Linked DNA regions of Mus musculus: all the other regions are linked to region 3. The links are chromatin loops, found by intact Hi-C in ENCODE. Cell type or tissue: gastrocnemius. All regions are shown on one strand. Links, peaks and the distances in the headings refer to the core of each region. The heading gives the core; the rest is flanking DNA. Region 1 has its middle 13 kb from the start of Barx2. Region 2 holds the start of Barx2 (BarH-like homeobox 2). Region 3 overlaps Gm31408 (a long non-coding RNA gene).

Region 1 (10,242 bases), core at 922-8,921, 350 kb after region 3:
CCTCTTCCTCCTCTTCTTCTTCTACCTCTTCCTCTTCTTCCCCTTCTCTTCCTCCTCCCCTTCCTCTTCCTCCTCCTCTTCCTCTTCCTCCTCCTCTTCCTCTTCCTCCTCCTCTTCCTCCTCCTTCTCCTCCTCCTCCTTTTCTAATCAAGCAATGTTTCTGCAGACAAACATGTTACTTAACTTCCAACAGACAGCCTCAGGACAATTTTTCCATTTCTCCGATGTTATGGATTTTCCTTCATTTCTTTCAACAGTTATAGGAAGGTGAAGACCTAAACAGGCTGCAAATTACCAGAGTAAATGAACAAAATGGTGCCAATCTCTCTATTCATTTCAATTATGGAAGCTGACTGCCTTTTTTTTTTAATGGAATTCAAAGTTATTACAGAACAGAGAACCTCTGATTCCACTGCCAGTCCACATTCTGATACGTTTGCTTAAATCAATTATTAAGTTACTTAGATATGTCTCCAGAAGCTGCCAAAACATCTGGTGGATTCAATCAGGTCAAAAGGAAATTGTGCCAAGTCGCAGGGGGTGGGGGGAACGGGAATTAGTCTGATTACTCATTTGTACAGGCAGAACAAGGAGTTGTTTTCTTCCAGTAGACAGTAAGAGGATATAGCTCCATAGGTTTTGGTTTTCTCTTTGGAAGCCAGAATACAGCCCATAATTCCTGAAAGAGGTTGCAATTTTTATCAGTTAATGCTTGCAAAGTTTTCTGACAGATCTTCGGTCCAAAATGTAATGGGTGTGAAGCTGTCTTATTCATGTCTGTGAGACAATTCCGTGCTCGTTTGAATTCTGTGTTCTGGAAGTTGGAAGCAAGCCAATGGACTGATGCTGTTTGATATTCCCTGAATGCTGAAATAAAATAAATAAAATAAAATAAAATAAAATAAAATAAAATAAAATAAAATAAAATAAAATAAAAGTAGCTGTGCCAGCAATCACAGAACAGTGCCCGCGGTGTAACAAAATCCCGCACTTGATTTTCATCGACTAAAGTATATCTATCCAGGGCTCTTCACTGGAACCTTCGCGCACAGAATGCTTCTCTATAGGATCTAATATAATCTGGGACCAACAGAGAATTTTGATTTCTTCAGCCCTCTCATATGACATCTTCAACGGATACCTGGAATTTCAAATCACTATCTTCATAAATCATGTGGCTACAGCCCCCAGAGAAGGAGAAAGAGAGAGAGAGAGAGTCCCAAGACCCTGCCATTCTGAGGACACTGTCTTGATTTGCCTTTTCTGTAAGTTACTTGAGGAAGAAATACCCTGTGGTTTGTAGCACTCTATTGAAGATCTGTTTGAGAAATCTGCAAGAGCATACAGAGTCTCCATTGAAAATACACAGGAGAAAAAGAAAGCATTTTCATATTGATTTGTGACGTTAAGGACAGATTACCTGGCTGTATCTGATTTTTATAGCTTTCTTATCTGCATATAGTTTTAAGCTAAAAGGAAAAGCCAGAGATGATTAGAAACGATCATTGATATACCGTTCAACATAAACTTTGTATGGAGGTCAGAGGTGACTGTCTTTCCTACTGAATATTCTAGAGCACACAATCACTCACGCTGATGTCTGTGTAGAACTCGCTGGATAGCTTAATTATTCAGAGTTAATTGTTAATGAGCTAGTTTCTGTTTTGTTTTGTCTAATGTATTTCTATCTCCTAAGGAGGAAAAAAATAGTTCTTTGCTCCAGGGACAATGAAATTCAAAGAAACCAATTTTCTTAGTAGAAGGAAGAAGGGTTTTTTTTGTTGTTTTGTTTTTTGTTTTTTTCAGGAGATGGGGAAATACTTTATTTAGAGTCTCAGTATGATAGACTCTTGCTCCATTTTAAAAATAAATAAGGGCTGGAAAGACTGCTCAGGTATCAATACTACTAGCTGCTCTTCCAGAGGACCTGAGTTCAATTCCCAGCACCCATATGATGGCTCACAACCATCTGTAATGTGTGTGTGTGTGTGTGTGTGTGTGTGTGTGTGTGTGTGTGTGTGTGTGTGTGTGTGTGTAATGATATGTATATATATTTTTATGTTTGATATTTTCTCTGTGTAGTTCTGGCTGTCCTGTGTCCTGGTACTCACTTTGTAGACTAGCCTTGGTTCAAAGTCACAGAGATCTGCCTGTATCTGCCTCCCAATTGTTGGGATTAAAGGCATGCACTACCATGCCCAGCCTGAGAATCTATTCTTGAACAGGCTACAAAAACCATTTCCTAAAAAGCTCAGAATTACTGACAAGCAAAATGAAAATGCCAGGCCTCAGCCAGGCGTGGTGGCGTATGCCTTTAATACCAGCACTCGGGAGGCAGAGGCAGGCAAATTTCTGAGTTCAAGGCCAGCCTGGTCTACAGAGTGAGTTCCAGGTCAGCCAGGGCTATACAGAGAAACCCTGTCTCAAAAAACCAAAAATCAAAGGAAGAAAGAAAGAAAGAAAGGAAAGGAGAGGAGAGGAGAGGAGAGGAGAGGAGAGGAGAGGAGAGGAGAGGAGAGGAGAGGAGAGGAGAGGAGAGGAGAGGAGAGGAGAGGAGAGGAGAGGAAAAGAAAAGAAAAGAAAAGAAAAGAAAAGAAAAGAAAAAAGAAAATGCCAGGCCTCCGGTCAAAACTTGAGCATAGCCTACCTGCCTGCAGACACATGGAGGCCAGCAGCCTATAAATGAGCCTAAAGACAAACTGAGAGAGAAGCCATTTACAAGGTTGCATTCTGGAGCACAGAGGCACACATAAAAGAGCCTAAGTGAATCACACTCTGTGTGTGGGCATGTGGCCTGGTATGACACTTCTGGAGGGCAGCTTGGCGCCATGTCAAAGTCAAAGAACGATGCGGCAATCTCAGTCTACAAACTGAAACCAAAGCTGCGGTTCTCAATTGTGATAATGCCAAGCATAAGGCTCTAGGACAGTGGTTCTCAACCTGTGGGTCCCGACCCCTCTGGGGGTCAAATATGCATACCAGATATCCTGCATATCAGATATCCTGCATACCAGACGTTTATGTCACAGAAAAACAATTACACTTATGGTTGGGGGTTTACCACAACATGAGGCGCTATATTAAAGAGTCACAGCATTAAGAAGTTGAGAACCACTGGTCTAGGAGAACTTGCCTGAAAACTGTTAACACCTAGGGTGTGAGAGTTGACCTTTCTTTGGGTTTTGAGGTGTTTTGTTTGGTTCGTTTTGTTGTTTGTTTGTTTGTGGGGGTTGGCTTGTTATTTGGGTTGTTTCCTTTTTCTTTTGCTTGTTGTTTGAGACAGGATCTCTCTAGGTAGCCTTGGATGTCCTAGAAGTCACTTTGTAGATCAGCCTGGCCTTGAACTTCCTGAGATCTGCCTGCTTCTGCCTCCAGGTCCTGGGATTAAGTGCAAATCCTGCCTTGTCAGGTAAGAATTGGCATTTTTAAACAACACAATAAAAACGGGAAGGCCCTAAGCAGAAAGGCATATGTTAATTACGAGATTCATTTAAATTGTGGAAAATCAACATTTATTTCACACTTCTGAGCCTCAGTTTTCTCATGCTTTACACACACGTAAAATCCATTGTTTAAATGTGTATCTTTTAAATCCCTTGTGGGATTTAAACATTTAAACAATGCCCAACATAAAGATAAACAACTGTCAATTATTAATACTGAGTGAAAAAATCCATTTAAACAATGTAGTCTAAAATACAATTCAGTTTTTGAAATATTGTTCATGGACATGCATGTCCATGAAGACTGGTCCCAAAACATATTCAAATATTAATTAGTAATTTTTACTAGGAAAATTTACAGGATTTGTCTAGCCTTTCTGAAGTTTTAAACAATATTTCTACTATTTTATTTTATACTGTGTATTTAAAATAAATATATATATACAATATATACTATATGTATTAAAAGGTAGTTCCCCCAAAACTATTTAAATTTTAAAATATCTAAAATATTTAGACTACTTAAAATTCTAATATTAAAATGTTTAAAATATTTAAGTTAAAAATTGTATATTGGGCTGGAGAGATGGATCAGTGGTTAAGAGCCACATGGTGGCTCACAACAATCTGTAATGAGATCTAACGCCCTCTTCTGGTGTGTCTGAAGACAGCCACAGTGTACTTATATATAATAAATAAATAAATAAATCTTTGGGCCAGAGTGAGCAGGGCTGGAGAGAGAAGAAAAAGTGTCTGAAGACAGCTACAGTATACACACATATAATAAATAAATAAATCTTTTTAAAAAATTGTATAGTTAATAGCTAGACATAGTGGCACACAGCTTTAATCCCAGCACTCTGGAGTCAGAGGTTAGCAGATCAATGTAAAATTGAGGCCACCTTAGTCCACACAGCAGTTCTAGGCCACAATGAGGCTTTGTCTGAAAAAAAAAAAAAAAAAAAAAAAGAAAGAAGAAGAAGAAGCAAAAGTTGTATACTTAATGAAAAGTGTACTTTAATACTATCTTATATTTGCATAACACATTTACAGAAGTGTTTTGCATGCATTGCTCCCTGGGAGCCTGGAGCAGTCCTATGTATTTAAACCAATATGTGTACTACTCCTGTTTTACATTGGGGAAAATGAACTCACCTGCTTCCCTTAGGCTGACTACAGACAGCTCAAGTTTTAGAGTGGAGCCCCAAATCTAGTTGTTGGGGTTTTTTTGTTGTTGTTGTTGTTTGTTTGTTTGTTTGTTTGTTGTTTTTGTTTTTGTCCAAGTTCAGAATACCCTCTATCCCTCTATTGGACAGTATTTTCTGATTAGTACCAGTTACGTTTAAAAAAAAATATAATTTCTACTGTTCACTTGCCTGCCCAGTAGTTTTGTTGTCTTTTTATACACTAAGCCATTGATAACATTGAAATTTACTTGACTATTAAGAAGACTGACAGGAATATATACATACATATATAATCATCTCATGGGCCAGGAAGCTTCGGTTATGAAGTAGTCTAAATATGAATAGTCCCCATTGCCCTTTAAAATCAACAGAAATTTCATGAGCAAGGAAAGGTAGCTGACAAGTATGTGGAGTAAGGGTTGCCAATTGGATTGCTGTGAACTCCTCTGAGCGCTCTCGGGCCAGCCGTCCAGCCCTGAGCATGGCCCTGACAAAGATTAATCAGCAAGCAAATTTAGCTGTTGACTCTGCTTGGAACCCATGGGAGCCTGAGGCAGCAGCAAGACCTCAGAGCAGCAGTTACTGCCCTCTGGCAGAGGACAAGGACGTTCTTCGCGCTTGCGGTGGAATCACGGCTCCCTCTATTGGCAGGACACGGGAATGCGCCTGAAGACAGCCACTGAAGCGCTGACGTCAGCGCTAACTTCTGTTCCGTTCTCCAGCGACCCTTGAGGCTTGTGGTGGAGCAGACTATATAGAACTGTGTCAGTAGCATCACTAACCACTGCACTTCCCATATCCGGAACCAGCTTTAGATGTGGCCGGGAAGGCTGTTTGCTGATCTTAAATTCATCAAGGACTTGAATAGTCATCTAAAATCATTTAAGTGATTTAACGCTACTTTGTAACGTGTATTTGACAAAAGATATGGGAGCAGACCATGATACAGGAAGAATGTTTACAGTACCCTACTCGGCAACCCTGGCTGTGCCCTGATGCTACAGCGTGAGACCAAATCCAAGCTGCATGTATGGACCTCAACCGATACTGAAAGCCCACTGACCTGAGGTAATGAGCCTTAGAGACTCTATTAGTACACTTGGCAGACCTCTAATATGATCTACACTGTGACCTTACAGTGTATTTTAGTGTACATGTGCCTACTACACTGTAGTTTGGATGCATTTCACATTACCCTAGACTTACAAACACAGCTGCTCTCGTTTAACTACGGCAGTAAACGTTCTGAGAAAGGGAACGGAGAGTGTGGCTGAAATTGGAAAATGTAAGGTTAAAAATATATTAATAATAGGATGTCCATAGAACAAGGCAGACTGAAAACATCTCAGCTTTTCTAACCTGAAGAAAAAGCTCTGGCCTTAGAAATGACTAAGACACTGTTGAGTTGGCAGCAGTGACAGGACTTTTTCACATGAAATGCCTATTTCCTTATTCTCTCCTGCCCTGCAATAGGACATACCAAGCTAACCAGTCTGGCCAGGCATGAAAAGCAAGTTTGTATGTCACTACAACCATCCAGTCCTGCCGAACATTTCAGAGCTGAGCTCTAGTTCATGTGGCTGGCTGAAACCAGCGCAAACTACAAAGCACTGTGGATAATCATTAAGAAGCTGGCTTGGGTCCTGCATTCTTAGTGGCTGCTTAGCCAATCAGATAACCGGGTTTGGGAACATTGTTGTTTCTTGATATTTAATAGCACATTGTTCAATACAGCATTTTCCTTTTACACTGCCTTCTCACAAGCATGGCTGTGCTAGAGAAAATGGACAAAACTCTAATAAAGAGGTAATTTACTTAATTATTTGTTGAGCATCATTTCTGTCTCAGGAATGGTGGGGTTGGAAGTATGGGTAAACATGGGTAAAAAATGGACACTCCTTCCTCAGAATAGCAGGCAAATGAATCAGCAAGCCGCTACCTATACCCAAGGTGGTATGTTCGAAACTAGTCCAGTTATAGCTCCGTCTTAGAGAAGATCATGGAAGAATCACAGAAACGGGGATGAAAAAAACCCACACTTTTGCATCCGAGCTAAGGCCTGAAGGAAGATTGTGAGTTAGCATGAAGTGAATGAAATGTGAAAATTGTTCAAGGAGGGGGCAAGAGAAACATCCCAAGTCGAGAGGCAAGTGAAGCAAACTGTTGGGTGGTCTACAGGTGACATGTGTAGTTCTAGAGAGAGCGTAGTTACTGATGGCAAGGTCAGGAGAGGCCGAGGAGAGAAGAGCAGCCCAGGACCATAGCACCTTGTACATTAGCATCAATTTACCCTTACCCTGAAAACTCCCCAGCAAGGGAGTGATGTAAGCACTCGCACAAGTGTACATGTGAGAGGAGCAGAGAGGGATCGGGGACCAGTTAAGGAGCACCCACAGCAAGGCCAGTGAGTAATGGCTACTTTCTGAAGGAATGGAGATGAAGTGACAGGAGAGATGGGAGTCATTTTCAGAAGTTTGAATCTGCAAGACTTGAGGATGATTCTTTTTTTTAATATTTTTTATTACATATTTTCCTCAATTACATTTCCAATGCTATTCCAAAAGTCCCCCATACCCTCCCCCCCACTTCCCTACCCACCCATTCCCATTTTTTTGGCCCTGGCGTTCCCCTGTACTGGGGCATATAAAGTTTGCGTGTCCAATGGGCCTCTCTTTCCAGTGATGGCCGACTAGGCCATCTTTTGATACATATGCAGCTAGAGTCAAGAGCTCCAGGGTACTGGTTAGTTCATAATGTTGTTCCACCTATAGGGTTGCAGATCCCTTTAGCTCCTTGGGTACTTTCTCTAGCTCCTCCATTGGGAGCCCTGTGATCCATCCATTAGCTGACTGTGAGCATCCACTTCTGTGTTTGCTAGGCCCCGGCATGGTCTCACAAGAGACAACTACATCTGGGTCCTTTCGATAAAATCTTGCTAGTGTATGCAATGGATTCTTTTTTTATTATTTTATGTATATGAGTACACTGTAGCTGTACAGATGGTTGTGAGCCATCATGTGGTTGCTAGGAATTGAACTCAGAACCTCTGCTCACTCCTGACCAAAGATTTATTTATTATTATAGGTAAGACTGTAGCTGTCATCAGACACACCAGAAGAGGGTGTCAGATCTTATTACACATGGTTGTGAGCCACCATGTGCTTGCTGGGATCTGAACTTAGAACCTTCGGAAGGGCAGTCAGTGTTCTTAACCACTGAGCCATCTCTCCAGCCCCCTTGAGGGTGATTCTGATGTGAGAAAAGCAAACAAGTCAACGGCAGGAATGGCTGAGTTTAACCATGCATGGTGTTCATTCCTATAATCCCAGCCATCGGGGGCCTGGGACAGGAAAAGCATGAGTTTAAGTCTAGCTTAGACTACAAAGCAACTTCAAGCAAGCCTAGACCACTGGATAGAAAGGTATTGCCTCAAAAAATATGAGATCAGGGTGTGATGGTACATGACTTTAATCCTAGCATGCTAGAGCCAGGCAGATCTCTCTGAGTTGGAAACCAGCAGAGTGTACAACCCAGGGACTTCCAGGCCAGCCAAGGCTACACAAAGAGGCTCTGCCTCAAAAAACAAAGAAAGAAAGAAAGAAACAAAGAAAAATGATACAATTTAAAATCCAGGTATAGTGATTCATACCTATAATCCCAAGACTTGGGATGCTAAATCAGGAAGAAGGCCAGAAATTTGAGCCCAGTCTATGATAGACAGTAAATTCAGTCCAAACTAACCTGTCTGGAAAAAAAAAGGCTTAAATAAATTTTTCTCCAAAGCTATTATAGAAATGCCAAACCCAGACCAGAAAAGATGTTCAGTATTATTCATCATTGGGAAAATAGAATGAATAAATCAAAACCATAAGCATATAATCCTTCACACATGTTACCATAAAAAACAGTGTTGGTAAGGATGTAGAGAAATTAGAGCCCTTGCCTTGATGTGGTTGGTGAGAAAGTTAAACAGCGCAACTGTTATAAAAGTAGCCTAGCAGTTCCTCAGAAATCTAAACATAAAATCACCACACTGTCTTAGTTATTTCTATTGCTATGCTAAGACACCATGACCATGGCAACTTAAAAAAAAGGAGAGAGCTTATTGGCCTTACAGTTTCAGAAAGTGTGTCCGTGGCCATTGTAACAGAGCATGTTGGGCAGGCAGGCAGACATGGTGTTAGAAAAGTAGCTAAGAACTTGCATCCTGATCTATAAGCACAAGGCAGAAAGAGCTAACTGGGAATGCTATGGGTTTTTGAAACCTCCGAGCCCACCCCTAGTAACACTCCTCTCCCAACAAGTCCTCATCCTAATCGGTCCCAGTCCCACCAACTGAGAACTAAATATTCAAACATACCGGGACTGGAGGGGGAGGGCTTTCTCATTCAAACTAGCGCACACACATCACCCAGATATAGAGCCCTAGAAATGTACTCAAAATAGTCCTAAAGAGGAAACACAAAAATATATTCAGATGCTCACTACATTATCTATTGTGGCTAAAAAAAAAAAATAGAAAGAACACAAGTATATCAATAGGAAATCAGATAAGCAACAAAGGTTACATACACACAGTGAAATGTTACTTGGCTATACAAAGGCATAAACTTCTGATATATTCTACATGTGAATGAGTCTTCTAAGTATTACACTAATTGAAATAAGTCAGTCAAAATTATGTAAGTACTGTGTAACCAAATGTATAGCCCACTTGGCCAGAGAGGCACTTGGAAGCTATTGAGAGTACAAAATTAGAATCACAGTTAATAAGGCTTTCCTGGAGAAATGTGAACAAATTTCTATTAACTCTAGTTAGTGTAGCAACCACAGATAAAAGAAATTATTCTGTTCAAGTGTACCTTGTTGAGCCAATGAGTTTATTAGAATTACTTACAGGGACATGAGCAATTCAAAGGTATCCACATTACTGAAAAGTCCACTCCGCGTAGGTGAGGACTGAGGGACACTGAAGCTAACAGGCAGCTTCTTAGCAGAAGAGTCTCCTCTGAGGCTTGCAGAGGTCGTGAGGGTCCAGACATTGTGGGGCAGAGAGGAGGTAACATGTTCCCCTGTGTGCATCTGATGTTAATATTGATTATCAGTTTCACAGGATCTAGAATCACCTTGAAGACATGGTTCCAAGCATCCCTGTGAGGGATTAGATTATATGCCTCTGTGCATACCTGTGTGGGATAGTTTAGATTGCATTAGCCTCTGTGCATACCTGTGATGGAATATCTTGGTTAGGTTAATTCCAGGGGGAAGACAACCCCCCCCCCCAATAAAGATGGGAGCACCAAAACACGGCTATCTGAAAAGAAGATATCTCACCGAACACAAGTATTCACTGATCTCTGAGTCCTACCTGCAGATGTGGTGTGACCAGCTACCCCAAGCTTCTGCTACCACAGCTTCCCCACCCACCTTGATAGACTGAGCCTTTGAACCATGTATCAAAATAAATCCTTTCCCCCTGAAGTTGCTTTTGTTAGGTAGTTTACCACAGCAACCAACAAAGTAGCTAAATTACCAGCTCTCTGCTCAATCTCCTTTACTTAGGCCTGTCCTAATTTGCTTTCTGTTGCTGTGATAAATACCATGATCAAAAG
Region 2 (10,242 bases), core at 1,161-9,160, 340 kb after region 3:
ATAACCTCAAGATTTAACAGAAATCCACTCTTCCTCTTTTCTCTTATTTTCTCCTCTTTTCTTTCTAATCTCGCTCTACAATTTAAACAACTATTTTAAGTTCTCACTGCTTCTCATATAGACAGCTGGGAAACCTGCAATATGCTAAAATTAACTTTACACTGTCTATGCTTTAATTACTAATTCAGTCTTCCAGCCCAAAGAATAAATAGCTTGCATACTTGTAAGGCGTTGGCCTTATAAATGAGCATATATATTCCAAGCAAATATAAATATTTGTTTAATTAAATTATCAAATTCAATGGTGTCAAGGACTGCAGACATTGGTGGAGGAATTTTAACTCTGAGCAAAATTTCTAATCCTTTTTCCATCTGTGATTAGGAAAATCGGCAGCAGCAGAGACTGGGCTCGTAAATGATTCATAAGCTCTTAAAGCCAATTCCCGAGGAACCCCTCACACCACAATGTAAAAAGAGAATTGTAAAACTTAAGAGGTGGTAAGTCACCAGCTCCTCTCGGGATACACTCTGACTCTGAGCAAGTTCCTTGAGGAGCTAGGTGTCCCTCAGTGTGTTCACCCTTCGAATGGGAGCAGGAGAGAGCCGTGGAAGTAACCGCTAAGAAAAGCCTGCTTGCCTCTGGCAGCGTTGATAATGACCACCATTTTCCCAGACCCTGATTTATGGTTCTCCATTAACATTCCAGGGCCCGATTCTCAAGTTCCCAATATGCTACAGGATTTGGTCTCCAAATAAAAGAGCTGAGATTTGGGGGAATCGGTACAGCCAGCTTCACGAAGCACTTGCGATCTACAACACATGTCTGGGCCTCCTTTAGCTTTTCACTGCTATGCCATCCAGTCTTTTTGATAAATGTGCCCAAGGACACCACCCCAAAGAACTCGTTTCTCGTGGACCCACCAGAGGATAAAATGTTCTCAATGCCACCTCCTAAGATAATCGTCCTGTCCAAAATGCCCCCTTTTAATTGGTTGACTGTCCCCTGGGTGTGACTGCACCCAGGGAGTTTATCCAGGGTGTGTAACCAAGATACAACAGTTTCCCTGATTTCTGAGAATCCTGACAAGAACAGTGATATAAAAAGTAAATTGAACTCTGTCAAAACATTAATGTGGCGCTGTGACTTTGCAATAGATAGATAGATAGATAGATAGATAGATAGATAGATAGATAGATCTTCCACTTGGGAAGATTGGAAGATTAACCTCCCGGCCCCTGCCAGCTCCAACACCGTGGGCAGACCTAAAGGACTGACACTAAAAAAAATCACAGATAGATTCAGTAGAACCATTCTGCCCAAGAGGGAAAAAGGAGCCAGACTATACAGATTCTACTGGAATAATGAAAAGTTGCATGTTATAAAAGTGTCCAAATATCTGTATTCTCTCCCCACAGACAAGCATGAGGAACTGTAAGATCACTCTAAGAACAAAAATTAATTATAATACTGTAGGTTTGTTTATCAATAATCTCACAGGAAAACCCTTAGGGTAAACTGTTGCATGCTTGTGTTTGTGAAACAAGTTACCGGCTTCCTCTGAACACTCCTCGAATGTAGAAACTCTGACTACTTCTAAAAGATCTAAACATAAGTCAAAGCTTCCAAAAATTAAAGTGCCCATGGCTTTGCAATCTAGCCCAGTGGGAGGAGCCAGTTTTATTCAATGACTTTGGAGTTACTGATGACCCAAAACAGACAACATCAGCATACCCCAAAAAGCTGTGCTGTATTTATAAAATAATAACGTGTACATCGTTTGGGTAAACTTTGAGTCACTGACACCATTCTACTATTCAAGACACGATTTCTGACTTCCAACTGGCAATCTGTTTTCATTCTGTATGAGGATTACTGTTATCAGATTTAAAGATAAGACGTACGAGTCACATACTCATTTAAGTTAAAAAAAAAATTATACCTCACTGAGGACGTGAGTGGTAAACTTTGTTTAAATGGAGGCTTACTTTAGTTTGTTGGGTATGTTTTTTTTTTAATTTAATGATGAAACTTTCCTTTAGTTTGACTTAAAAAGGATTCTCTTTCTCAGTATCAATTCTCTTTCTTGGATTTAGGAGAAACTACTGGGGGAGAAAAAAAAAACATTTAGAAGTCACTCTGTAAGAGTAAAACTGCTGTGTTTTCAATAAAGACCTGTTAAAATGAACAATACTTTTCTAATGATGAGTGTTCCACCAAGGGAGAATGTTTAGTAATGAATGACTGCCAGGTGATTATCTGACTAATGAAAAAGGTTTCCATTCCTCTGTTTACTTAAATACACACTCTACTGCCTGCGGAGATTTGATATCATGCATTGCCACTTGGATTACTAAATCTAGCAACACGGACTGCTTAATTAGGTGGAAGTCTTCTAAATGTGGCTTTTGTTCCGCCCTTATCCTTCATGCTTATTGAACACGCTGGTCAACAGTGGAGCAGATTGTGGAGAGATTTTTAGTCTTCATTTTCAACATTCTGCCTGACCGAGTTCACTTCTGTCACAGTTACTTAAGCTTGGTGGAGGTGTGCAAACTTTAAAAATGAGAAAATTGGTCACTTTAATTCCAGTGTAAGTTTCCACTTGTTTTGAATTTCTCCGACAGTGTTTCGGCCACCTAGGCTGCACATCTGTCTCTATCCAGAAAAATGCATTACTGTTTCGCTGTAGATACCAGCAACTCCAGTTTTATTATTTTTAATTAATTTTTAAAAGATTGTAGCTATCCTAGCTAAGGGTTTTTTGTTTTTTGTTTTGTTTTGTTTTGTTTTTTGACCCTGATTTGGACAGTTAAAAAGTACAAGACAGCTTTGAAAGCATAAAACCCCAGAGAAGTCTCTAATGGGCTTCCTATGATCTCATACACGCAAGGCTTTCTCTGTAACCGTAAACCCACTGTAGGCTTACGATCTGGAAGTATCAACTATTGTAGCCAGTTTTTATGAGTTTAATTCCACTAGCAAATCCTACTTTCTATATTTTAAGTCTCAACTACAGCAAATCAAGCACATTTTGAAAGAAACGATCCAGGGGGAAGAATGGAAAAAGAAGGCAAGAAAACCACCGCAAATAACCTCTCCTGCAGCAAACCAAGAACTTCTAGGAACACAGGACAAGCCTGCGACCATGTCAACTCACCTTTATTGCTCACAAAACTGCCTTTGAATCATTGCAGTGTGCCTGTTTTATTTCCCACCCAAGGTTCCATAAATCATGGAACTAGCCTGGACTGACTACGTGAAAACTTTCTGGGCCTTTTTCTCCCTCTCTTTTTCCAGCATGTTTTCTTGCATGACCCAACTCTGTGACTCCCACAAGCCATGGAAAGTGGCCTTAGAATTACATCAAAGCCCCTGAAAGGCAGCAGGTACTAAACAGGGCCCTGGGTCCCTCAGGAACTGAACCTATCTTCTGGGTAGCGAGACTCAACGGGGTACAATGAGAATTGTCACGGGGGGGGGTCCTCATTGGGATTTTATTGTTGTGGCAAATAAATGTTCTCAAAGAGAAGATTTAGCCTACTTCTCCAGCCCCAAACATTCACAGATGACTCATTGGAGACTCTACATATATAGCAGACAAAATGCCAGCAGGGTGGGCCTCTATCTTGTTTCTCAAATCTATTTAATGTATACCTTGATTATTTTCTTGTTTATAAAATTCAGTATTACAAGGCTTGTTGTGGGATATCAAGTCTAAAACTACCTTGCTGAAAGAAGTGAAATATTCATTTTATGGCCAAATGTAGGAGTAACTTGATTTGGGAAAAACCTCTCCCCATATTTATTATTTAGACTTAGTGACTAGCATGGCTGGACCGTGGGAGAGATGGAATTCCAAGTATTACATTTAGCAGCTTTTTATCCCCGAAGTTCAGAAAAGAAGTCTGGGAACCACTGCAGTGGGCACACACTTCCATTTTTCCAATTATAATTTCGTGAGTTTGTTTCATGGCAGTCATACAGCAAGCACAGAACCAAAGGCCCAAAGCACTTGTTTGCTCTCAGTGGAAAGCACAGTCAAGAACTTCCTTGAAAATATTTTCAACTGTTTTAGCTCCACCTAACTTTTTTGTAGCCTGATCCCCATCTGCCAGGGAACTTTGAAACCCAGAGCTTCTCTAAATGTACACCCTGTTTTAAATGTCTTTGGATTGATTTCCTACAGATCTACTTTTTCAATGTAATTACTAAATTCTCTGTTTCCTTCCTATTGGTCTAGTTTTTGTGGACAGAGGAAACCAGGTTTGAGGGTTTTTTTTTTTTTAAAAAAACTGTTACTAGTGTTGGTTTTAGTCACTTAAAACAAACAAGGGGTTTATCCTTTCTGCTTGTGTCAAAACTCAGCACAGCCCAAAACTACTTTCCTGAGGGCAATCATTTTAAGTAAAGTTTGATGTAGTCACAAGTTTATTTTGAAGCCCATGAAACCGATTTACCTGTAAAATTACAAAAGAGGCTGGGCAATCTAACTCTAGGTGAAAGATGAGACCACCAAATTAAAGTTGAAACTGACAAGCTCACTGCGTGAAACCGCCTAGGCACTGAATCTGTTCAAGTGTTTGAAGTTTCTCACTAAAACCCCCGGTAGTGCCAGGGAGAAGGACGCTTTCTCCAAGAAGCCAGGACAGTTATGCTACATTGGCGTCTCACTCCAAGGACCACTTGGTCTTAACTCATCTCCCATCCAGGGAGCAGTACCTGCCCAGGCCCGGTTGCAAACGCTTTTGAATGCCCACCACTGGCGGGCGAGTCTGTTCTTGCAAGGACGCAGGAAAAGAATCCTTTGGTCCCTCTGGCTCTCAGGTTGGAAAGCAGAGGCGACCGCACACGGGCAAAAGTACAGCAGCCCACTATATCGCCCAGCGGTTGTCTTACCGGTACAAGAGTGCAGGGGCTTGGGTCGCACCACCAGCGACGGGCACACAGAGTAGAGGGAAAGTTTCTCAAAGTAGTCGCAGGTCTCCTTGGAGAGGATCTCATCGATCATGAAAGTCTTGTAGCGCCGCCTGGCTGCTTTGAGCTGGCCGGGTGAGCTCAGCCTCAGTTCCGCGTGGCAGTGCATGGTGAGCCGGGACCAGAGCCTGGCGACCTGAGCGCGGCGAGCGCCTGGCCGTCCGGGACCGCAGGAGGTGGCTCGCTGGCTGGGGCCTGAGCCCCGCTCCTCGGCAGCCAGAGGGGCGGCGGGGCCCGGGGAGGCGCGCAAAGCAGAGAGGGCACGGGCGCGCCTGCTGCGTCTACACCCACCCGCCGAGCAGCATCTTTGACTACAGCCTTTTTGGGACACCGCAGCTGTCAATCAGCGCGCACTTCCTGCAGGGCCAGGTGCGGAGCGCGAGCCGAGGGGCGTCGGCCGCTACCCCGCCCCTGCGCGCCCGTGCGGCTGGGGTGCTGACCTGCGCACCCCGGGTCCGACCGCTCTTGCCCGCTGCCTCCCGCCGATCCGAGAGTCGAGCGCTCCCCAGGCGGCTCTATTTTAAGACACTCGCTCCGGTTCTCCTTTCCCCCTCCCCCAGCTCCAGGTGTGTGTACGGGTGTGTGCGCGCGCTCGTGTGTGTGTGTGCACGCGCAGGACTGCGGGCGCGCGCCTCCTTCTCCAGGGACTCAGGAGTCTAGCCGCCACTTTTCCGAGTCGCATCGCCCCTCTGTCCTCCCTTAGCGCCAGTCCTGCTAAAGGGGGCACCGCTCCCGCCCCTCCGCCCCCGCAACCCTATAGGCAGCTATGTCCACACCTCTTGCCATAAAGCAGTGGCATCTTCATCCAGAATCGCGAAGCTCCGGGCTCCAGAGCGCGCGCTTTCCGACGACCACCGAGCCTCACTTGTCCCCGCTGGGCCATTTCCCTAAACCACAGTGTCCTCTCTCAACCCAGCCCACAGCTCCGAAGCCCGCGCTGCAGCCGTGCGCTCCCGAGGTGGGGCATTTGCTCCAAGGTTGCAAACTTGATTGCCTCACTACGACCCCAAACTACAAATGAATTTAGCACACTCCGTTATCCCAATTATAAACTAGGGTAGTAATGTGGTGTGTGTGAGTGTGTGTTTAAATTCTGTTCATACAACGGTTTTCTTTTGCCAGAAAGGGCCAAAACAGCGGGATCGCGACGTGCCCGCGGCCCTTCCAAAGTTAGCCCAAATTCTGGCTTTTCCTAGTGCCCAATCCCGCTTTCCATTCCGGGGTATAACACACTTCTGGTATTGGGGGATGGTTTGCCTCTTTCTTCCTAGCGTCCTAATCTCAGAATCTGTTCCTACCAATGTCTGTACGAACTTTGTTCCTAACCACAATCCTTGCGTTAGAGCGTCCGGCCCGCACCTAAGCGCCTAGGACAGCTCCTGCTGTCAGTGACTCTTCCAGCCGGCCGGCCGGCCGTGGGAAACGACCTCCGGGTGCACTCCCAGCCCCCAAGACTGTGCCCCTGAAGTGGTGTGCGCAAGCTGGAAAAGAAACGGACAGCGGGGACACAGAATTTGGGACAAAACAGCCGATGGTGTTTGCCTGACGCTCGCACGGTGCGACTGATCCCGTGGCTACGCGCTCCGAGCATGGTTAGCCGCGGAAGCAAGTCGGGACGCGCACCTGGGCCGGTGGTTAAACTCGCTAAGGAACAAACTTGCTGAACTAATGATTAAACACTTAAAGAAAATAGGCATTAATAGACTGAATCATAGTCGAGCGTTTGCTGTGGGCATCAGCTCGTATTAATGATTTTTATTTCTCGTGTGTCTGCCTCTGCCTGATTTCTCTTTCCTTCTTAACTCTTGAGATTGCTTTTATTTCTGCTGTACCAGACATAGGTAGCCAGCACTGCAGCTAGGTACCCCAGAGGCTGAGGTCCTTGCCTTTATCCCTGGACTCTGTGGACTATCTGCTGTGGAGGACGGAGGGCCTAGGACCTGTCGGGGTGCGCCACCGGTCGCCTCGACCCGCTACGCGAGGAGCCAGGGGCCAGGGACCCAGCGCAACACTCGCTGCCGTGCTAATCCTGAGGCGCTGCTCTCTTGAGTCACCCGTACAGTGCCATGCCGCACCATAGGCAGCCACGAAGAAACTAAGTGCTTGGCGGGAATTGAGTCTGACGGAGGCGACAGGGAGACCGGCTTGCAGCGCTCGGAGCCCGGCATCCGAATGGCCTCAGGGCCGGAGCTTGAGCGTGCCGCTGCGCTTAGGCTAGCAGGTTCCGGAGTGGTCTCGCGAAGGCGTGCGCTCTGGGTCTCACTATCGGTAACCCTGTCTCTGTCCTGCACTCCTGTCCTTCAACCTTTTTTCTTTCTTTCTCTTGGCTCTTCCCTCTTTTTACCCCTCTCATTTCTCCCTTTCCCTCGTTGGTACTCGCCTTTGGGGCTTCTAAGTTTGGGCTCCTTTTTCTCTTTCCTTACTTCTGCCCTTCGTTCCGTTCTTCCCCCCATAATGCATGCTTGTTTCTTTTTCTTCTTCCCTTTCTTTCTCCCTCTCCACCTTTTCTCTCTCCAAACTCGAGTCAGGAGTGGCATTTGTGAACCCGTACCCAGGGAAGCTCTTAGACAGACCAAGTGCTTGAACTCCTAGCCCAGTCTGCAGGAATGGACTGGCCCCATGACAAGTCTTTCCAAGTGGGGCCTCATTCTGTCGTCTTACTGCTCCCTTCTTCCCATAGAGCCTCAGGCACAAAATTCACTTAAACCCTCCTGTCAATTTGGCTTGAAAGCTAGTGAATTTTGATAGCCAAAGAAGTAGAGAGCATCCCCCATCGGTGCCTTACAAACTTTCTCTCTCTTTTTTACCCCCCCCTACAAGGAAGGAAGGGGACTGGAAGAACAAATTCCCGCTGAAGGAAGGAATAAGCAGCCCTGAATCTTGGAGCCTAGAGTCTTTGGCTGTCTGGTATTCGTTCCCTAAACTGACCTTGGCTTTTCATTTCCAAACGGTAATCCTAATTTCTACTTCACAGGGTTGGCCTTTTACAAGCCTTGCCTTTAATTGGAATGCTCTGCCACCCCTCCCCTCTCTTCTTTGCCCAGAAAAACCAGAGACACATCCAAATACAACCTCCTCTCGAGCAGCCTCGTCTCATCCCTAAGCTTGTCCTTTACTGTTCCTGCCCCTATCCCAGCAGTTCTGTCAGTGTGCTCTTTGTTTATTTCACCCGATGGATAGTGAATTCCTGATGGCCGATGCCTTATTGAACATTATTCACCCCCTACCATCATATAGTGCCTGACACATGGTCGCTTCTCAGTGAATGTGCCATGAACACATGATTGTATGGAAGCTCTGGAAATAAAATTAAATAATGTGTTTGATGGGACATCAACTCTTAATTAGTTGTACTAAATTTGTCTTTCTCTTTAAATGAGTCTCTCCCCTTTCCTTGTTAATTTTGAGCTTTGAACAATGGCATGTAGCCCAATTTCTTTTATTTTCTTTTTTCCCCCCTTCAAGCTCCCCTTTTTTCACCCTCTCTGCGCCACACTTAGATTGCAAAGCATCCCTACTGGGAGGAAGCACACCCCAGCTGTCAATCACAAGTGGGACCTTGGTCAGAAGAGTAGTGGGGGTTTTGTTTCCAACGTTAATGAAGTGGCTGGAACATGAAACATCTGCCAGAGGGGCTCAAACCTTCTCCAGCTGCTGGAGACTGGCAGACACTCTTCAGTGTCCAGGCATCATACTCGGTCAGTGTCTGCCCTTGCGACCGACCCCGACGACCGCAGAGGAACACACATGGAGAGGGCCAGACTGTTTACACTGAGCAGTGAGCATACACGGTGAGAAAAATTCACACTCTGAAGGACAGGTTTCCCAGGATCACACACCCACTCCCCAATTTGGCCTCTGATTCCTAAGACAGCTCAGCATAAGAGAAGGGGACTGGAATAAAAACTGGGCTGGGTGACCTGAAAACCAAAGTTTTCCTTCTGATTTTTATCTTCCATTCACCAAGAACTGTTGAAGTTTCATGAAAGGATTTTTCTAACCCCCAAATATGACACTTAAATTCCATGTAGGACCCACCTTGACTTTTAGCTAAGGATCCTTTTATAATCTTGATTATACTGCAATCAGGTGTAATTATGACAAAGACACCAGTTCATTTCTCAGCTACCTTTTCTTCAAAGGGGACCTAGAGGGCAGAAAAGCATTTCTTATAGTCTGGCCACGTGTATTTAATAACTTGTATTTCAGCCACTAAGTTCTGAAATACTTTCAGATATGTAAAAGCAAAATAGGGAAAGCCTTGTAAGTTAATACTCCCCTGGGCCCCAGATTCATGCCAAAACCTCTTGCTGTCTGTGCAGCCCGACCAGGCTGCACGAATAACAAGCTACAGGGAGTATACAAGGAGGTCAGCCTATTTTCTAATGATGATATTAATTTACAAAATTGTGCTCATACACTGCAAGGCACCTTTTAAAGAGAGGCCACAAATGCAATCCACTTGACCAATGAGCTTACAAAGAATGGAGTAGAGCCATCATGCAATTCCTAAAAGCCAAGTTCAAACTGGAAAATAAAAAAGGCAATAGCTGTATCTATAAAGCACTAAGCATTAATGCCAAGATGAAAAAGTTCAGTAAATTAGAGAAAGAGTGGCTGGGGAAGAAGGGATGTAGGGAGAATTGAGAGGAAAGGAGAGAGGGGAGACTGTGGTCACAGTATAAAACAACAATGTTTTTTTTTTTCAAGAAAGAGGACTGGAGATACTGCTCAGCAGTTAAGAGCACTGGCTGCTCTCCCAGAGGTCCTGAGTTCAATTCCCAGCAACCACATGGTGGCTCACAACCATCTGTAATGGGATCTGATGCCCTCTTCTGTCATGCAGGCATACATGCAAATGGACCACTCATATATAAATAAATAAATCTTTTTTGAAAGAAAGAAAGGAAGAAGGAAAGGAAGAAAGGAAGGAAGAAAGGAAGGACGGAAAGAAGAGAGAAAGAAAGAGAGAGAGAGAAAGAAAGAGAGAGAGAGAGAGAAAGAAAGAAAGAAAGAAAGAAAGAAAGAAAGAAAGAAAGAAAGAAAGAAAGAAAGAAAGAAAGAAAGAGAGAGAGAGAGAAAGAAGAAGAAAGGAAGAAAGGAAGGAAGGAAGGAAGGAAGGAAGGAAGGAAGGAAGGAAGGAAGGAAGGAAGGAAGGAAGGAAAGTTAGTTCAGTCAATCATCCAGGTAGTTCCAAATTGGAGGAGTTAAGTATATAGATTAAAATTTTACAGTGTGTGTGTGTGTGTGTGTGTGTGTGTGTGTGT
Region 3 (10,242 bases), core at 807-8,806:
TATTCTTCCAGTGAAAATACTTGCATTTAGATTGTAGTAGAGCTAAGGTCTCATTTCTCCAAGTGGTCTAGGGGTATAGCTCAGTAGCTGATCTTTCTATGTTGTTAGTCTATTCAGAGTAAAAGCAACCACAACTAATAAATAAGCGTGTTATGAAAATATAGCAATGAGCAATAAAACAATTACTCCATCAAGTCCAATAATCGGGGAAAAGAAAAAAAAACAGGATGGTATGCAGGTACAAAAATATTAGTCTGTAAGTGTAGAAACGGAAAAGAAATACTCATTGTAAGAGCCGTCGCTAGTGTCATAGCCACAGAGCAGAAGAAATAGGGGAAAGCAAATGCAAAGGGACGGCAAGAAATGTGAAGCTAAGACTAGGTGGCTCCTGCCAAAACTGGAAGAAAAAGAGGAGGATGGAAAAAAAATGCAATCAGGCGGTCTAAAGCAACGCCAGAGTCTCTGAGTCTCAACACCAGAAGCTGAGACGGGGCTGATGCTGGACGCATGCGCGTATTGCGTGCAAAGAAAGAGAAAAACAGCATAGGACCAAGCCAGCACACTGAACTGAAACCAGACATTGAAGAGCAAATGGAGAAAGCAGGACAAGACATTGCTCTGTGGTGATGGGGCGCTTGCCTTGAATGCACAAGGACACACCCGAGTTCGGTGAAAAAAACAAAAACCCGGTGCTAGGGATCAAACTCCGAAGCTTCTGCATGCTAGGCAAGTACTCTGTCACTGCGTGACGCTCCCCTTACTCTGTAGTCTAACTTTATTCTTTTATGTCAATGGAATGACAATATGCTTGTGTGTAGCTATTTTTTCAGTGCTGTGAATTGAATTCAGAGTTGAAGCATGCTGGGTAAGAACTCTACCCCTGAGGTTTATCCCTAGCCCATACAACACTGATGTTTTTTGGAAGTTGTAATGTGGGGTGTGAAGTCAATCACCCTGATTCATCTCCACTTTTGCTCAGAGGAGCAGAGAGCCAGGCATTTCCAGAAAGCACAGAGAGGGTTGCTTGGCTGCCTTTCCTAGTCAGGTGGAACTATTTCCATCACTGATGACAGGAAGGTACCCAGGTCCAGAATGAGGATGCACAAAACCCATCAATGAATGTAATCTACCACTTGGAGCAATCCTGTGGTAAACTTTCCTTGCCCATGTGGGAAGTCTGAATCTAAATACGTGGCAGGCATTCCAGGAAGTGAGAGCCACTGGGAGGAAAGTGAAAGGAGAGGCTCCTGGTGTGTCATTTTATGTCACCTGGGAAGGTCTCAATGGAAATTTGAAAGGAGGAGAATTTTCCATTCCAACAGCTATTGCAGTCGGCAGCAAAATGCTCTAGTCAGAAGTGGATGTTTCTATGAAAGCTATGTACTGGGAGGAATTTGAAAGAAAAGAAAAATTAGCAAGACATCAGCAAACATGGAACGGAAATGGCAATCAAATTTCATACATGCTCTTCTCTTCTCTTCTCTTCTCTTCTCTTCTCTTCTCTTCTCTTCTCTTCTCTTCTCTTCTCTTCTCTTCTCTTCTCTTCTCCTCTCCTCTCCTCTCCTCTCCTCTCCTCTCCTCTCCTCTCCTCTCCTCTCCTCTCCTCCTTCTCCTTCTCCTTCTCCTTCTCCTTCTCCTTCTCCTTCTCCTTCTCCTTCTCCTTCTCCTTCTCCTTCTCCTTCTCCTTCTCCTTCTCCTTCTCCTTCTCCCTCTCTTCTTCTTCTTCTTCTTCTTCTTCTTCTTCTTCTTCTTCTTCTTCTTCTTCTTCTTCTTCTTCTTCTTCTTCTTCTTCTTCTTCTTCTTCTTCTTCCTCCTCCTCCTCCTCCTCCTCCTCCTCCTCCTCCTTCTCTCTCTCTCTCTCTCTCTCTCTCTCCCCACCCTCTCTGTCTGTCTCTGCCTTTCCCTCCCCTCCTCTCTCTCTTCCCCCTCTCTGCCTCTCCATCTTTCTGTGTTCCTGTTTGTGTGAAGCCCATAGGATGATAGCCTTGAGTTTATCTTCAGCAACATCATCTACCTCCTTAGAAGACAGGGTCCTCTCACTGGCCTGGAGCTCACCACCTAGACCATTAAGTGCCAGGGATCCTCCAGTCTTTGCCTCTCTCTGGTGGTGGTATTACAAGCACACACCACTATGCTTAATATTTTTAGGTAGGTTCTGAGACTTGAACTTGGGTCCTCATGTTTTCAAGATAGTCAATCACCTTATAGATTTAGCCCTTCCCAGCCCTATATTAAATTCTTGATGATTTGGTTGCATTCGAGTGCAATTTGGTTATAATGGTCATTTGGAAATTAGTTAAGCATGTTTTTCAAATGTTCACAAGTCATTTTCAAATAAAACAAGCAGTCCTAGTTTTAAATAATGCCACTGGTAACCCTGGGGAGGTCTTATTAAAAGGTTGGAAGTTGTCACATTTACAGTGGTAGAAACTAGTTTTACAAAATGTACCTTTTTCTTGGAAGCTTGAGTTTTGTCATTGGCAACAACTATTGCTAATTGCTTTCATCAAAGTGACAATCTCATTTTATTTATTTAAAGAAAAGCCACAAAAGCCCTCTAAGTATCCATATTCAAATGAAATAATTGCTGATTTAGCTTGTAACTTACAACCTTCTGCCTACCCTCAAGACAACTTTTGCACTGTATGTGGCAAAGTGATTGGTGGGATGTGTTATTTATTTATTTATTTATTTATTTATTTATTTAAAATGGTCTCCCTGTGGGATGTGTTATCTATCTATCTATCTATCTATCTATCTATCTATTTATTTATTTATTTAAAATGGTCTCCCTGTGAAGCCCAAGCTGGCCTTGAACTTGTGATCTTTTCCTATCTCTGTCTCCTGTGTTCTGAGATTGCAAGCACAAGCCACTGTAAGATATGTAAAGGACTAAGGTTTAAGAAGATTAATATTTTTTTATGCTTTCATTGAGGACAGTCTTAAGTGAAAGTGGTCTTTTCACTTTAGCCAGGAATGCACGGCTAGAAAGAAGGCAATGGTTACTGTAATTGCTTTATTTGTACCAAGGGATAAGCCTTCCTGCCCATCTTTTCTTTTGCAGCGCAAATGCAAATACGGTAAACAAGAAAAGACAAATGCCATGCCAGTATTATGAAAACACGCGTACAGTTTTGAAAAACGCCTTGCAATCTATAGATGAGTTGAAAAACCTGGCTATAGAATCTTGAGTGTTCTCAAGTGCAAAACTCATAAACATTGATCGTCTTGGCAGAACCATTGCATTTTAAGGAAAATCCAAGATTTTGGATGTGAGGTGATTGATCGGTTTCTCCTGAGTGACCGTATCTGGTCTGTACTCGGCATATGGCATACAGAAAATCCAGGGCTCTTTCTTCACCTTTCAGACCCTAAAATTCCCCAGGGTCCCAGTGCTGAAAGAGACTTACCTTTCTTTCAGACCCAATAGAAATGGAACAGAGATGTGCCTGGCTTACAACACTGAGAATGTCACAGTGCAGTTGCCACACAAATGTCTGTTGTCAATGCCTCTGATCCGTTGTGGTTACTAAGTTTATATAGAATGTTCTAGGTGTTCTATCAGAGATTAACATATGATAAACATAAAGTTTTGCAATACTGTTTCACTGTTCCTGCTTATAGGAAAGAGATAGGTCCAGGACTAGAGTTTCTGAAGGTTCCGTGGAAATGAGCCCACACGGCATTGGTTAATTTAGACCTCTGCTTCCTTGGCTGTCAAACTAACTCATATGATGACCGTCACAGTTCTCCACCCTGTTAGGAAAGAAAGATCCACTTCAGGTGCTGGGGTCCACCCCAGGAGCTTGAGTTGGCTGACTCTCTTTGAATCTACCGTGGGGTGGATTTAGAATGCCGTGAGTAACTGGAAGGGACCAGGGCCAGCATGGGGTCATTGCTTCTCTTCAAGATCATCTGGAAGTCTGTGGACCCCACACGCATGGTCTTCATGGGCTGTCACATCATGGGGGACTTCTAAATTCAAGAGGCTATTTATGATTGGGAAGTTGGGTTGTGTTCCAGACCTCTGTACATATGTTTTCAATTCACATTACATGTTGGGGACTTTCATCTGTGAATTCAAGCATTCACGACCTTTCTAGATTTGCCGGTTATTATTTCTCGGAGTGTTGGTGGTTGCTGGTAGAGATTTTTTTTTTATATAAAAGAACTTTACTATCATCACCTCTAGGGGGCGTGCCAGGACTCCTGATAGCTTTAAAAAGTTAACTGGGCAATTCTTCATTCCCAATGTCTCTAGGGACCTGAGTTCTAAGTAGAAGAGAATTTACTATCTAGGGAAAGAATCCGACACTGAGCTCGTAAGTGAGTAAGAAGGAGATGCCAGCAGCTACTTCAGGGGAGAAAAGGAGGGGCCAGGTATGTAGTGAACGGGATGCTGAAGGCTAGACTTAGGGAAGAGCACACAGGGAAATTTGTAGCTATTCTGAAAATGAGTCCAGTTTTTCTACCCAGTGAACACTCAATAATCCAGGACCACACCAGGTATTGGTAAAGAAGATTAAATGGGCACGGATGGGCTGTCAGGTCCGTAGGCAGCTGCCCATCACAAAGCTGTTCTGGAGTTAAGATCATTGAGTTCAGACAGAGGACAATACGTATCAGGGACAAACAACCTGGTCTAGGGGTCAGAAGAGAGCCAAAGGCAGCAGACTGTAGGCATAAGTAGGAATTAATGTGTTAAAAGAGAGGTTGAAGGCAGTGGATGGGATGGAGGAAGGAGGAAGCCACGGGAGAGAGACATCACTGAGGAGGAAGCAGTATGTAGAGATGGGGCCTGTGATGTGAAGGGGCGGAGGCTGTGATGTGAAGGGGCGGGGCCTGTGATATGAAGGGGCGGGGCCTGTGATGTGAGGGGGCGGGGCCTGTTATGTGGGACTGGAAAGACAGAGATAGCTGCTTTCCTGGAGGAGATATGGAAGAGTGGTTAGAAATAGGCTGCAGGGATCAGAAGGAGACAGGCTGTATCAGGAATCTGAACTCAAATCCAAGGACCACAAGAGCCTTTGGAAAGCTTCAGGAGGGAAGGCTTCGAGACATACACTGTGGAAGGAATAAGAAGATTCAGGGACTCCAGTTAGCACCAGTTACAATCACTCAAGGGGGAGATGGTGTGTACTCACATGCTCTAGAGGGCACTGAAGAGGACTTCGGCGTTTAGTAGGTGGCCAGACTAGATTTTCAAACTCGAGGCTCCATCAACAAGTGAGCAAAACTGATAATATTGTGTGGCTCTCTTAATCCGACGGCTGTACCTGTGTGGACAAGTAACTACAGAGGCCTACCACTCCACCTTGGGGGCTCTGTTTGCCCCACAGCTAAAATATGCTGGCACTTTAAGCATCATTGAGGAAAGAGATAAAACTCCAGTTGGCCTCTGACCAGAGACCTGGATTAATGCGATGCTATCTATTACCAGGAATGGTTGCAAGCGTTTCTCCACTTCATTGAAGAAACACTGTCTTCTGGGACCTGCTGAGTTTCTGGAGGCCAGCCGCTTTCACCAGAGGCACCAAGTGGCAGAGCACACTTTGTACTTGGAGCCTTGCACCAGGGAGGATGGAATGCTCTCATAGCTGAGAACTGGCTTCACCACCTTCCGTAGCAATGTACAGTCTCAGAAGTGGGTCACAACCTTTCAGAAGAGCAAGGACTGGGACCAGTGACAGGGCTTTCAATAGAAGCAGCAAGACATGCTGCTCACTGCATCCCTGGAATACAAGGTTAGCTGGCCCATGGTCTGAAATCAATCTGAGTGTGCTGGTGATGTGCCCTGGGACCCCCCGGGGGAGGGGCGAGTGCTTGGTCTATAACTTTAGGACTGCTCAGAGCTTGGGACAACCATAAACTCAAGGATGTCTATTCTTATCTCCTCACAGGTGCTGGCCAGTTCCCAAGCACACCAGGGCCTCTCGGAGGCTCCGATTACACCACGCAGCCTGTGTGGTCACCTGCTGCAGGAGCTCCAGTCTCAAACCCTCCTGCTTCTCCAGAGTTCCCAGTGCACCAAACACAACAGTGACACAGACAGAAACAGGAAGGGCAATGCTGTTGGGGCCCTCACCTCTAAAGTTATACAAAGTTTACAGAGTCATTCCGAACTTGCCTGCTATCATCTTACACCTTACTCAATGGAGTGCCTATTTGTTGCCTACTACATGTTAGGCACTACTCTACGTTCACAGACTATCTTAGGAAATTAGACAAGGACCTCCTCACCCTGGCAGCTTTTGTTACAGTGGAGCAGGGCAGGGAAACATTTAGTTTCCTGTGGCTGTTGTGGACTCACAATTCAACCTGCTCCACTTGGGTGGAAGCGTCACGTTTCCTCCAATACGAGGTGTGGCAAGAGAGCCCTGACTGTCCTGAAGCCTCTCTTCGTGGGGCCTGACATTCTACTGAGGAACTCTGTTCTGCTGTGAGCTGGGGTAGAGAAACAGCAGGACCACAGGTGATCACTGCACATGTTGGAAACTGAGTCAAGGAAGAGCGTGGAGGAGCGTGATTAAGATACCAGACAGGCTGGAGAGATGGATCAGTGGTTAAAAGCACTGGCTGCTCTTCCAGAGGTCCTGAGTTCAATTCTCAGCAACCATATGGTGGCTCACAACCATCTATAATGAGATCCGATGCCCTCTTCTGGTGTGTCGGAAGACAGCTACAGTGTACTCATAGACATAAAATAAGTAAATAAATAAATAATTCTAAAAAAAAAGAAGATGCCAGACCTGAATCTTCAGGTCCGTGTGGTTCTACTGTCATTTTAACAACATCAGACTTTCCAGTCCAAGGCATCTTTCCATTTATCTAGGCGGTCTCTTGTTTCTTTCAATATTATTTTGGAGATTATTTTTTGAATTCAGGGTACAAACAACACATTACTTTTGATGAGTTACTGCCTAGGTATTTTCTTCCTTCCGTGTTGGCATAGATGATGCTTTTCTTTCCTGAGGTTTATTACCTTGTGTTTAAGTTTTGAAGGCCAGCTCTAAAACTCCGTATAACTCTCAATTCTGGTAGCTTTTCAGTTGACTTTTGTGGGTTCTCTTGAGGCCACCCAATGCACAAATGGACAGTTTTGCTCTTTTCTTTCCAATCTGCATGCCAATCACTTTGGATAGATCTAAAATAATCCAAAATACATATTGTGCAAATGGGAAAAAAGATGAGGCTAGATACAGTGTTTCCAGTTGCTTACAAATTTTGTTCCAGACAAGTGTGGCTCTTTGTCCCCAGAGGATGTCACCTGCAGTGGGGAGTGCTCATTAAGAGTCATGGCTGGCTATTACAGAGTGGAGATCCTTTTTAATTTTTTTTTAAATTAAAAATTTTTTTTTCTTCCATAAAAAACATTAGAAGCCCATGATTATACCTGTGGAGGGCTGGAGTTATAACTCACGGGGAGACAGAATGCTAGAAACTTCTCAAGTGGGTAGAATGATCAGAGAAAGAACTGAGTCAGGCAGTCTCTAGGTGAAGTCCTGTGGACGGGTGGGCTCAGCCCTGCAGTGCTGTCTGTGGACAGGTGGGCTCAGCCCTGCAGTGCTGTCTGTGGACGGGTGGGCTCAGCCCTGCAGTGCTGTCTGTGGACGGGTGGGCTCAGCCCTGCAGTGCTGTCTATGGACGGGTGGGCTCAGCCCTGCAGTGCTGTCTGTGGACGGGTGGGCTCAGCCCTGCAGTGCTGTCTGTGGACGGGTGGGCTCAGCCCTGCAGTGCTGTCTGTGGACGGGTGGGCTCAGCCCTGCAGTGCTGTCTGTGGACGGGTGGGCTCAGCCCTGCAGTGCTGTCTGTGGACGGGTGGGCTCAGCCCTGCAGTGCTGTCTGTGGACGGGTGGGCTCAGCCCTGCAGTGCTGTCTGTGGACGGGTGGGCTGAGCCCTGCAGAGCTCTGTTCCTTTCTGACCTTTGCCACATGGGATTTCAGGGCTTAGTTCACTGCCAATGAAGCAGGAGGCAGGGGCACTTAGTCAACCTCTTCCTGTGTTTGCTAATAATTATCACCCAGTTCATAATGGGTCTTGCAATGCTCCCACTTCCTTTAATTAATTTGCCCCGTATTAATTATTGGAGTATTTTGTTTTATAAAGGTGATGACTAACCTAGCCGGCAGGTTCAGAGCTGCCCTGTTGGCGTTTGACTGACAAGGGCTTGGTCTCCCTAGTCAGCCCGGTCCATTTAGGAGCATACATCATTGTCTCTTGATATCAGGTGTGGTGAGAGGAGCTGGGCTTGCCAGGGAGCCTGGCCTCCTGGGGCCCAGCTCTTGTCAGGACCTCTGAGTCAGGGAGATCAGCTCTGTTCATAGCCACATGGAACCGAGCAGAGCCAGTCATATCTCAGAACATGGTGGAGCTGGGACCTGCAGGACAGAAGCTGCCAGCTAGTTGACTTAAGGCTGGAGGCCAGAGGCCTGGAAAATTCAACTGCTTGGAGAACCCCAAAGTATTCTCCCAGGATACGGGGCAAAGCTTTTCATCGAACAAAGGGATATTACTTCTCTGTTTTTCTCTAGAGTTCCCTCTCTTCCCCCTTCTGCCTTCTTTCTTCCTTCTCCTCCTTTGCTGGAGATTGAACCTTGGACCTTGCGCACACTAAGCAAGAAGTCTACCACTCAACTCCATTGCCAGCCTCTGAGCTCTTTTCTAAAGTCGATTTTTATCTTTCCATGTTTCTCTCTCTTGTAAAAGCTGATTCTCTGCCTCCCCCCGACCCCATTACTCCATTCTCATCCCAATTTTATTCTCCCTTTCTGATAGAAATCTTGTGAAGCTTAAGGTTAGACTCACAGTTCTGTGTGATGGACACCTAAGTGTGTGAGCCAGGCCACCATAGAAGAGATCCCAGTGCACAGACTTCCCTTACGGCAGTTGCCACCTAATGTCTCCTCTGCCTACTGTGCAGAGCCGCTCCTCACCTGTCTATACCCCAGATGGCTTCCACAGGACTCAGGGCTTTTGCCACCCTGTCCTTAAGTCTAAAAGTGGGTCTCTGTCACCTGTAAACACATCCGTAATTCAGTGGCTTGGTACCCAGGTTTTCCAAGTCGCAGTTGCCACCTTTTCTCATCCTGGGGCAGCTGTGAGCACTCCCTCATGGCTACTCAGAAATAGTCACCTGTCCATGCTTTTGCATGGTTTGTCTGACGCCTTGAAGGATCCTTTCAAGGTCCTCTCTTTGTGAGCTCCTGTGAGACTCCTGACTCAGGCTAAGCCCACTCCCTCCATCTTCTTCCTGTAGCAGAACCAGCCCCGCGTGAGAACGACTTGTCACTCCCTCTCAAGCCAGCTCCCAACTGCTGGATTATGCTTTTCTCAGAGTTGAGGACTAGGCTTATTTATCTTCATAATCCCAGGCCTCTCAGAGAGCTTTTCCCACAAAGGGAAAAGAACGCCTACTGCTTACCGGGGTGAATAATGAAGAGGAGAATAAAGCATTTAGCTCAACGCAGCCTTTGCTTCAATAAAGATGTATGTTATCTAAGAACAAAGTTGCACAATTTTCATAAAGCCACCCCCTTTTGAGATTAAACATAAGACTCTTTCCTTTTTCCCCTAATGCTATTGAAGTTACAGAACAAATCAAATCTTGATTTTAAGCCAACTTAAAGCAACTGGGCTCACACACACTTATTTGGTCTCCCAACACTGCAATCCTCCTGCTTCGGGAGTTGTCAGCCTGCTTAGACTTTTGATGTAGGGCTCTTGGCCAACCCCTGACTTTAGCTTGCTAAGAGTCAGTTTGTACATTCACCATTTGCCAATTGTCTTTCTGTAAGGTGGCCCCCTGCCTCATCTTAGAAGATTCCCGGAAGTAGAGAAGATACCGCCCCCACCCATGCTTCTGTAAGCAATGCCCTGACAAAATTTTTCCATAACTGGAAAACCTCCACCATCGCCAACAGAAAGTTGCTTTCAGAACCTCTTTAAGCCCAGACTATGCAACTCCACAGGCTGGATTTTATGTCTCAGAGTGATCTCTGTTCCTTCATGCCGTGCTTTGAAAGTCATTCTCCTACTCCCTACCCTAGAAGATGGAACAAAACTAGCGCCATCTTGTGCCCAGTGGCTTAGAGCTTTAACGAAGGAAACCCATGGCACGATTTGCTTTTATAAGTTTTCAAATTCCAACTACATGTGTGTGGGGTTGGAGTGGGGTATGGCGGCAGAGGAGAAGGATTCAATCTACCTGTTTGCTCTGAAATCCTCCAGAGTTTGGGAAAGAC

What was found. Peaks named below come from ENCODE experiments on the same cell type or tissue, not always from the same donor. Only the 100,000 strongest peaks of a DNase experiment are listed, where the experiment ranks them.
Region 1: it touches region 3 in a loop (7-fold over the local background); 21 of 42 quality-filtered maps call a loop at or near these places.
Region 2: it touches region 3 in a loop (4-fold over the local background); 21 of 42 quality-filtered maps call a loop at or near these places.

What each region holds. Positions count from the first base shown.
Region 1 is chr9:31,920,778-31,931,019 of GRCm38, forward strand. No RefSeq gene overlaps it. Among named protein-coding and RNA genes, the nearest start is that of Barx2, 13 kb to the left of the region's middle. In gastrocnemius, for the core only: a CTCF peak has its summit at 4,113 (motif pointing left); a DNase peak (open chromatin) is centred at 5,263; H3K27ac peaks cover 424 bases.
Region 2 is chr9:31,908,008-31,918,249 of GRCm38, forward strand. It overlaps Barx2 (BarH-like homeobox 2), which reads right to left and starts at 5,278. Exons shown (of 4, transcript NM_013800.2): 1 at 4,898-5,278. The coding sequence starts at 5,084. It overlaps Gm31497 (a long non-coding RNA gene), which reads left to right. Exons shown (of 3, transcript XR_379218.3): 3 at 3,006-3,191. In gastrocnemius, for the core only: a CTCF peak has its summit at 5,036; DNase peaks (open chromatin) are centred at 5,108, 5,828 and 7,017; H3K4me3 peaks cover 4,938 bases; H3K27ac peaks cover 3,729 bases.
Region 3 is chr9:31,573,050-31,583,291 of GRCm38, forward strand. Gm31408 (a long non-coding RNA gene) reads left to right here. Exons shown (of 4, transcript XR_379214.3): 3 at 5,441-5,744; 4 at 5,901-6,736. Among named protein-coding and RNA genes, the nearest start is that of Gm31408, 18 kb to the left of the region's middle. In gastrocnemius, for the core only: a CTCF peak has its summit at 4,195 (motif pointing right); no DNase peak of the experiment used is centred there; H3K27ac peaks cover 2,569 bases.